3 separate regions of the Homo sapiens genome follow, and regions 1 and 2 are each linked to region 3. The links are chromatin loops, found by intact Hi-C in ENCODE. Cell type or tissue: gastrocnemius medialis. All regions are shown on one strand.

Region 1 (2,500 bases), 450 kb after region 3:
ACAGGCATGAGCCACCGCGCCCAGCCCCCACTTTCACTTTTCTTTCCCACTCTCTATAACCCTCTTCCTCACCACTGTGCCCAGAGCTTTCAGTCCTGTGTGTGTTATTTTGATTTTATTATCCAATTCAAGAGTGTTTGCACTCTGAAAGGAGCTCAGGGTGTGGAACACCCAAAGAAAACTCAGTGGCACCAGTGCTGTGATCTGATCTGAGGCTCAGCTCTAAAGCAGTTCCCACCCAGGCTCCCCCACAAGCCCATCACTGGCTGACCACTCCCCTCTGAAGACTGGGCATATTTTTCTAACCACGAGTTCTGATCCAAGGTTCAGCAGAGGAGTTCTTGTGCCAATTCTGGCTGCAAATGACAGTCTGAGAAACAGTATTTGGACACAGATATTTATGAAGATTGACTTGTTTTATGGTGATATATCTGCTGACTTTAATCTGAAAAACACCAGGAATAGGGGCAAGTTAGTAGTATGATTCTATTGCCCTGATGTGAGGTTCCAAAGGGAGGCAGGGCAGACCATTAACTTTTCTGTTCAGACGTTCTCTAGTGGCCCCTCAAAACCTCATTATTTCATTGAATTTGTGTGTGTGTGTGTGTGTGTGTGTGTGTGTTTTAGACGGAGTTTTGCTCTTGTTGCCCAGGCTGGAGTGCAATGGCATGATCTCGGCTCACTGCAACCTTCGCCTCCTGGTTTCAAGCAATTCTCCTGCCTCAGCCTCCCAAGTAGCTGGGATTACAGCTCCTGCCACCACGCCCGGCTAATTTTTGTATTTTTAGTAGAGACAGGGTTTCACCATGTTGGCCAGGCTGGTCTCGAACTCCTGATCTCAGGTGGTCCGCCCACTTCGGCCTCCCAAAGTGCTGGAATTACAGGCAGGAGCCACCGTGCCCGGCCAAGTTTGTGTCTTTTTAACAGCAGGTGGTTATTATTAGGTAGTTTTTAATTGTTCAGTATATGCCAGATGTATTTCATAACAGCCATATGAGGTAAGCACTGCTATTATTCTCCTTTTATACATGAGGAAACTGAGGCTCAAGAATGTTAGACTTCCCAAGTCAGGGCCTAGTTTCATGCCACGGTTTGTTTTATTCCAAAGCCAGGCTCGCCTTTAAATTGGGTGGGCCCCGCCTCCTGAGTTGGTGAATTTGCCCTCACGAAGGTGCCTCCTCCGTGATTATCTCCCTCCACCTGGCAACTCCCTCACTAGGCCTCTTACTCGATTAGTGTCTTTTCTACGCCTTTGGGAGACAATCCCACACTCTTCAGCGCCAATCCCACACTCTTCAGCTTCGAGTTCTCCATTGTACTCCCCTCACCGCTGGGTTCGCCTGGCTCATAAGTAGGCCAGCTCTCTGCTGCCCCCTCCTGGCATAACTCAGGACCTGTCTCAGTGGGACTTGCACTGAAAGATGTCTCCTCCCTTCTATTTGCAAACCCAGTCCTAGCCTGCCCAGCTAGCGCACTCACCAGATCTAGGAATAAGAATGATTCACCTGACTGTCTTACATCTGACCCTGACAAAGGTTTCCCAGACTCTGAGACCGGCACCTATTTCAGAAGATGCACATTTGAACAACCCATAGTAAGATCACCTGTTCTCTGCATTGATTAAGTGGCAAGTTGACAAAGCGACTAGGGTATTTTGCTCCCAATGAACACTGGAAACACTGAGCAATTCAAATTACTTAGTAGTAAATTTTGAAGCTCTGAAAAACTGAATAGAATATCAAGGAGGCTTGTGTTGTGTTTAGTGATTCTCAGCCGAGGGAAAGCACTTTTTGACTAGCACAGCTATAGAACTCATGAAGAATTGCTCTCACCAGACTCTTGTCCTTGGTACAATACTTGATGCTAGGGTAACCACTGGATTGGAGGAACTTTGACTAGGATGCACTAGGTCTTGCCTGGGAAGCACTCTCGCAATTTTTTCCTTTGTGTTTAAAATGAAGTCCTCAACACTGTCAGTCTTTTGGACAAGGTCAGGGTGTTCAATGGAATCGAAGGCAGCCAACTGGGCTGGCAGAGATTTTTATTTAAAATAACCTCTAGGCTGGGTACGGTGGCTCACGCCTGTAATCCCAGCACTTTGGGAGGCTGAGGCGGGTGGATCACTTGAGGTCAGGAGTTCGAGACCAACCTGGCCAACATTACGAAACCCGTCTCTACTAAAAATACAAAAATCAGCCAGGCGTGGTGGCGCATGCCTGTAATCCCAGCTACTCAGAAGCCTGAGGCACAAGAATTGCTTGAACCCAGGAGGCGGAGATTGCAGTGAGCCGAGATCGTGCCACTGCACTCCAGCCTGGGTGATGGAGTGAGACTCTGTCTCAAAAATCAATAAAAAATAAAATAAAATAATCTCTAAACAGTACTGGACAAGGAGTCAGGGGATCTGGGTTCTGATACCAGCACTGTGACAGAAGTAAAGAATTGCAAGTAAGAGACGAGTTAGGAAAATTATAGAGGTTTACCCAACTATGGAAACCGT
Region 2 (2,500 bases), 73 kb after region 3:
TGTGCAAATATAACACACAATGTATCCATCCTATTGTTGATAGACATTTAGGTTGTTCCAATTGGGGTTACTTGATTTTACTATATTTTTTATTACACCTGAGCAGGTTTTTCAGCTTTAAATTTACACTGTCATGAGAATGAAATGCCCACAAAACAAAGCTGATTATTTTACTCTCTCAAACTTAAAGTCCTTTGTTGGCTCTCCCTTCCTTTCCTCTGAATTAAATCTGAATTCCTTAGCATGACACTCAAGATCTTGTCCAACATATCCAAAACTAAATGTTGAGCCTCATATCCTGCCACCAAATTCCAGCTACTCATTTCTCATTACTCCCCAGTCATACCAGCCTTTTTCATGACTCTGTGCCTTTTTTGCACATGCCTTTCCGATGATTTGAGATGCTTTCTTCTTTATCTGGAAAACTTCCACTGCTTCTTTAAGATCCCACTCCAATGTCACCTCCTTTGTGAAGCCTTCCTGAATGCTTGTAGGCAGAATCAAGTGACACCATCCTCTGGGTTCCCCTAAAATTGGTTCAGCTTATTAATTTTATTTTCACTTAAGAAAGACATTGCATTTAGTGCATATTCTAAACACTTGACAAATATTAACTCATTGATCCTTAAAATAACCCCTTTGGGACAGGTATGATAAAAAGAGTACTTTTGCCAAGTGAGGAGACTGAGGCACATAGAGTTTAAAAATGACTTCCCTACCTTATGATAGGTGGATGTAGATGTATTAATTTGTAGATGCAGAGCCTAGGTCAAAACCCAGGCAGCCCAACCCCAGAGCTCAGGCTCTTCCTTACTTTGCCACACTGCTGCTATCTCTGGGTTTCACTGCCCTCTGCTTGGATGAATCAACTGGCTGACATACCAGTCTCTCCCACTAGACTGTATCGCCTGTTACCATTTCATTCCTATTTGTGTCCTGAAAGCCTGAGAGAATGCTCAGTAAATAAGAAACATGGTTGAATTCACTAAGGGGAGTGGTTCAGAAGAGCCTGGGAATTTCTGGGTGTGAAATGCAAACAGGTTGCCTAAACAATTAGCTCAAGAACAACGTTCATCCAGGTAGAAGGGTTGTAAGGCTTAAATACGATCATGGGTGTAAAGTGATTAGCCTGGCACGTGGCAAGCGTGTGATAAATGTTATTTCGCACTACACTAATAATAACAGCAGTTCACATTTAACAAGCAATTACCATGTTCCAAGCAATGCTGTAAGTGGTTTATTTAACTAATTTAATCCTCATGATAACACTATAAAGTAAGTATTATTGTCAGAATCTAAGCAGTAAAACAGAAACCACTTCAAGTGTAAACAACAGTGAGAATTTAATGCCTGAAATTGGTGACACAGTTCAGGGAAGACCTAAGAAACCAAAACGGATTGAAGAGGCAACCTGGACATTAGTAGTAGCAGGAAGCTGCTAACACCCATAGGCTGGAGGGACAAAGGGAGGGGACAGTGGTACAGAGCCAGGGGCTGGGATCACCCAGTGAAAGCTAGAATCACAGTGGCAATCTCTGGGACAGAGAAGGAGGGGCCACCAGCAGGGGCTGGAGCCACAGAAGAGATTCAGCCTTGAAGGAGAAACTGCTTGAAGCAGAGATACTTTCACGGCTTCCTGGGACATTGGCCTCTCAGTGCTGAAACCAGAAGAGTCCTGGACAAACTGGGACAAGTTGGTCACTCTGGGACACAGAGAAGCAGGGGAAAGAAATTATCTGGCTTCTTTTTTCTTTTCCCCCTTCTTCCTCCAGTGAGTGCCTCCTATTGGCTAGACCCAGCGGGAAGTCAGCCTGGGAAAGAGCCTGAAGGGGTTAGACCCCCTACCATACAAAGCAGAGCAGGCAAAAAGCTAGAAACGGACTTGAGGGTCAACAGACCCACGACTGGAACAGCCACATGATAGGCACCGAAACTTTCATGCACAAAGGCAACAAACCGCTTGCAGTCTGGGTCTTTGAGTAGCCCCTATCTATAGGGTTGGGTTCGGGCAGCCAGGAACTAGTTTTGGCTGTGCAGAGCTATTTTCAGTCCTGAGGGGCTGTGATTAAACATAACCATGTGACCCGTGACTCCAGCCTCTATCACAACCCATTCCTCTTACACAAAAGGTGAGGCACAGTTCTGCAGTAGATCCCACCTCATGTTGGACAGTCATCAGCACCAGGGCTGCTGGACACAGGGACGGCATTGAGCTAGAGAGTTTGTGCCAATGTAAATCAGCAATCACTAAGCATGCTGTTTAGTTCAGCTGACATTTTATTTTCACAGCAAGATTGTTGATGAAGCAAGTAGTGAATTGATTTACATTCTGGCGCAAGCTCCTTATTTCGTCATGGACCACTAACGAACAGTTCTCAGACTGGCACTGGTGTTTGGATCACACTTTTGTTGGCTTTGTCTCTGGAGAAATAATGTGGTTTAAAAGTAGAGGGGAAAAAAGCATCAGATCAGGGCTCAATCTCTGCTTCTTTCACTAATT
Region 3 (2,500 bases):
GGTTTCGCCATGTAGGCCAGTCTGGTCTCGAGCTCCTGACCTTAGGTAATCCACCCGCCTCGGCCTCCCAAAGTGCTGGTATTACAGGCTTGAGCCACCGCGCCCGGCTGAGGGCACCTCTTCTAATAAGTTGGGTCCTAATCATGCCAGGGACCTTGAAAAAGGTCCCCTATGAGCAGTTACTGAAGAGGAATCAATGCAGATACCTCCGCGCGAGTCGTGGGACAGCTCCTTTCCTGCTCTTTCCACCAGTAGCTCTAAGGCACAATTGCTGAGTGTTCTTTGCAGATATAAGGCACTTGGGACACCTGATGTCGGCCAAGCCTAGAAATAGGAAGAAGGCAGAGCAGGGGTGCCCTATGTACCCAAAGCCCATTGGGCCAGTCACGCTAGAGTCTTGGTCCCGGAGTTTTGCTATAACCCGCCCTCTAAGGATAGGCATCACATCTGCTCCGCCGCAAATCCGCTTGGTCTCTTTCGAAGGTTGGGGCGACCTCCAAGCCCCGCAGGGCGAAGCGGCAAGAGGCTACGCTGGGTGAAGTTTCCAACCGAAGCCAACAAACGGCGCTATTGTCGCGCCCTGGGTTCTGGGAGCCCCAGGGCTGGCTCCAGTCGGAGGGAGCGGGAGCTCTCTAGGAAGGGCGGGGGAATGGGGAGGAGGCCTTGGTCGGGTTCCCAGCGCCAGATCCGGAGCTCTGTGAACCGCCCAAGGGCACTTGGAGGCTGGAGAGGGCGAGAGAGCTGCTGAGCGCGCTCTCTTCTCCTGAAGAGGTTGAAGGATCGGTCCTGGTTCCCACTGCGTTCCTCTGCTTTCCTCGCTGGGTGCAGGGTGCGCGTCGGAGACACTGGAGTTGGGGCTCCGCCAGCTGCCCTGCCTTCCCGCAGCCCCAGCCGGAACCGAGGCCTCCTGCGCTGTGGTACCTGTCGCGACACCTCTCCCGACCCTTAGCGAAGGTTGCGCCGCTGGGCTGGTGGCTAAGCCTGCGCTGCAGGTGGGCTAAGAACTGATTTATTTCCAGCCTTCCCCCATCTCCCCACGCCCGCAATGGTAACCTTGCTTGTCTATTGAAATGATAGCTTGTATTTAGAAAGTGTCCTGGCAAGAGTTTCCAAGGAAATCTGGCGTGGCTCTTACTTGAGAATGTGCAGATCACCCCAGAACCACCAGATACGGAGATTTTATGTATCTACCCCCCGAGAGGGAGCTGGCCTCAGCGAGAAGCCGGGAGAATTGGGAGAGTGTGCCTGGTCCTGGCAAAAGACTGCTGTAAATCTGGCAGGAGGATGTAGGGCAAAAATGAGCTCACCTAAGCCTCGGGCTAAGTGTGATCAAATGTCAGACAGCTGGGAGCAGTGACTAGTTTCCCCTGGTAATCTGCTGCGGGGAGGGTGTCGGCCCAGCACCGTATCCCCTGCCTTGGGAAATATGCAGCCCAGGCGCTGTCACTGCAACGTTTACTTGGGTCCTAAAACTTGGAAAGAAACCTGACATCTGTGAAGCTACTGGACGCCAGGCCGCGCGTCGGTTGGGTAGTTTCCTAAAACGCGCTTCACTTAGCAACAGCCTCCAGGGCCCAGAAAAGCCCAGAGAGGGCATGCGGGAAAGACGGCAGGAGGGCAGAGATATTGCACATTGGCTTCTGTAGGAGAGGATGGATTTGCCTAAGAAAGTTTGACCTTGTCGGCCACTTCGCCAAGAAAACAGGTGCAGGTAGGGATTGCCTAATCATTATGTTTTCTGAGACGTACTTATCAGCTCACGTTCGCTACGCGCGCGCGCGCGCGCGCGCACACACACACACACACACACACACACACACACACTGTATCTACACACAGAAGCCTTCCAGAGAGTTTACTTACATTTAAAACCCTAAATCCGTATACCCATCCAGTTGACTGCAGCCCTTGGCTGCAGAATACTCAGATCAAGTGGAACACAAACTTAAGGGGCAAGTTTCCAGACCCCAAACTTCCGAGAGATGATGCCGACTGGGAGCCGGGATTCTTTTGCCAGAGGTCCGCCTGGCCGAGAGGGGGCTGGCCTGCCCTGAGCCTCCACTCCCCCCCTGACCCCACTAACAAGCCGAAGAGGCGTACTTTTTAATTCGTGGAGAGAAAGGGGGAAGAGCCCAGCATGCAGAAGTCCCGGGATCGCCTGGTCTTGCATTAACGCTAAGACGCTAGAAACCTGGGATTCCCCCATGCGCCCCCCACCCACTTAAGATTATGCTTTCCGTTTAGTTCCCCACCTTTCCACGGGGCTAGGGATGATGGGGGGGCGAGACCCCACACCGTATGGACACCTTATTTTAGTTTCTGCCAAATCTGCCGGGATGGCTTCTCATTCCCACTCGCTACCTCGGGCTGCTCCGAGAGTTTCAAACGCTGTGCCACTCGCTTCAGCTGGCAGTGGCGATTATCGGGGTTTCCTCTCCCCGCAGCCAGAGTTCCCGCGCCGCTAGTCTTTGGCAGATAACCCAACAAGCAAGTGAATGTC

Evidence for each region. A loop is a pair of places that touch in the nucleus more often than their neighbours do. Peaks named below come from ENCODE experiments on the same cell type or tissue, not always from the same donor. Only the 100,000 strongest peaks of a DNase experiment are listed, where the experiment ranks them.
Region 1: a loop joins it to region 3, with 10 times the contacts of the local background. A loop is called at or near these places in 16 of 110 quality-filtered maps.
Region 2: it touches region 3 in a loop (2.5-fold over the local background); 2 of 110 quality-filtered maps call a loop at or near these places.

The regions. Positions count from the first base shown.
Region 1 is chrX:140,056,011-140,058,510 of GRCh38, reverse strand. No RefSeq gene overlaps it. Among named protein-coding and RNA genes, the nearest start is that of HAPSTR2, 34 kb to the left of the region's middle. In gastrocnemius medialis, a CTCF peak has its summit at 1,380 (motif pointing left); a DNase peak (open chromatin) is centred at 1,370.
Region 2 is chrX:140,433,573-140,436,072 of GRCh38, reverse strand. No RefSeq gene overlaps it. Among named protein-coding and RNA genes, the nearest start is that of SOX3, 70 kb to the left of the region's middle. In gastrocnemius medialis, no CTCF peak of the experiment used is centred here; no DNase peak of the experiment used is centred here; H3K27me3 peaks cover 308 bases.
Region 3 is chrX:140,506,269-140,508,768 of GRCh38, reverse strand. No RefSeq gene overlaps it. Among named protein-coding and RNA genes, the nearest start is that of SOX3, 2.4 kb to the right of the region's middle. In gastrocnemius medialis, no CTCF peak of the experiment used is centred here; a DNase peak (open chromatin) is centred at 1,378; H3K27me3 peaks cover 1,726 bases.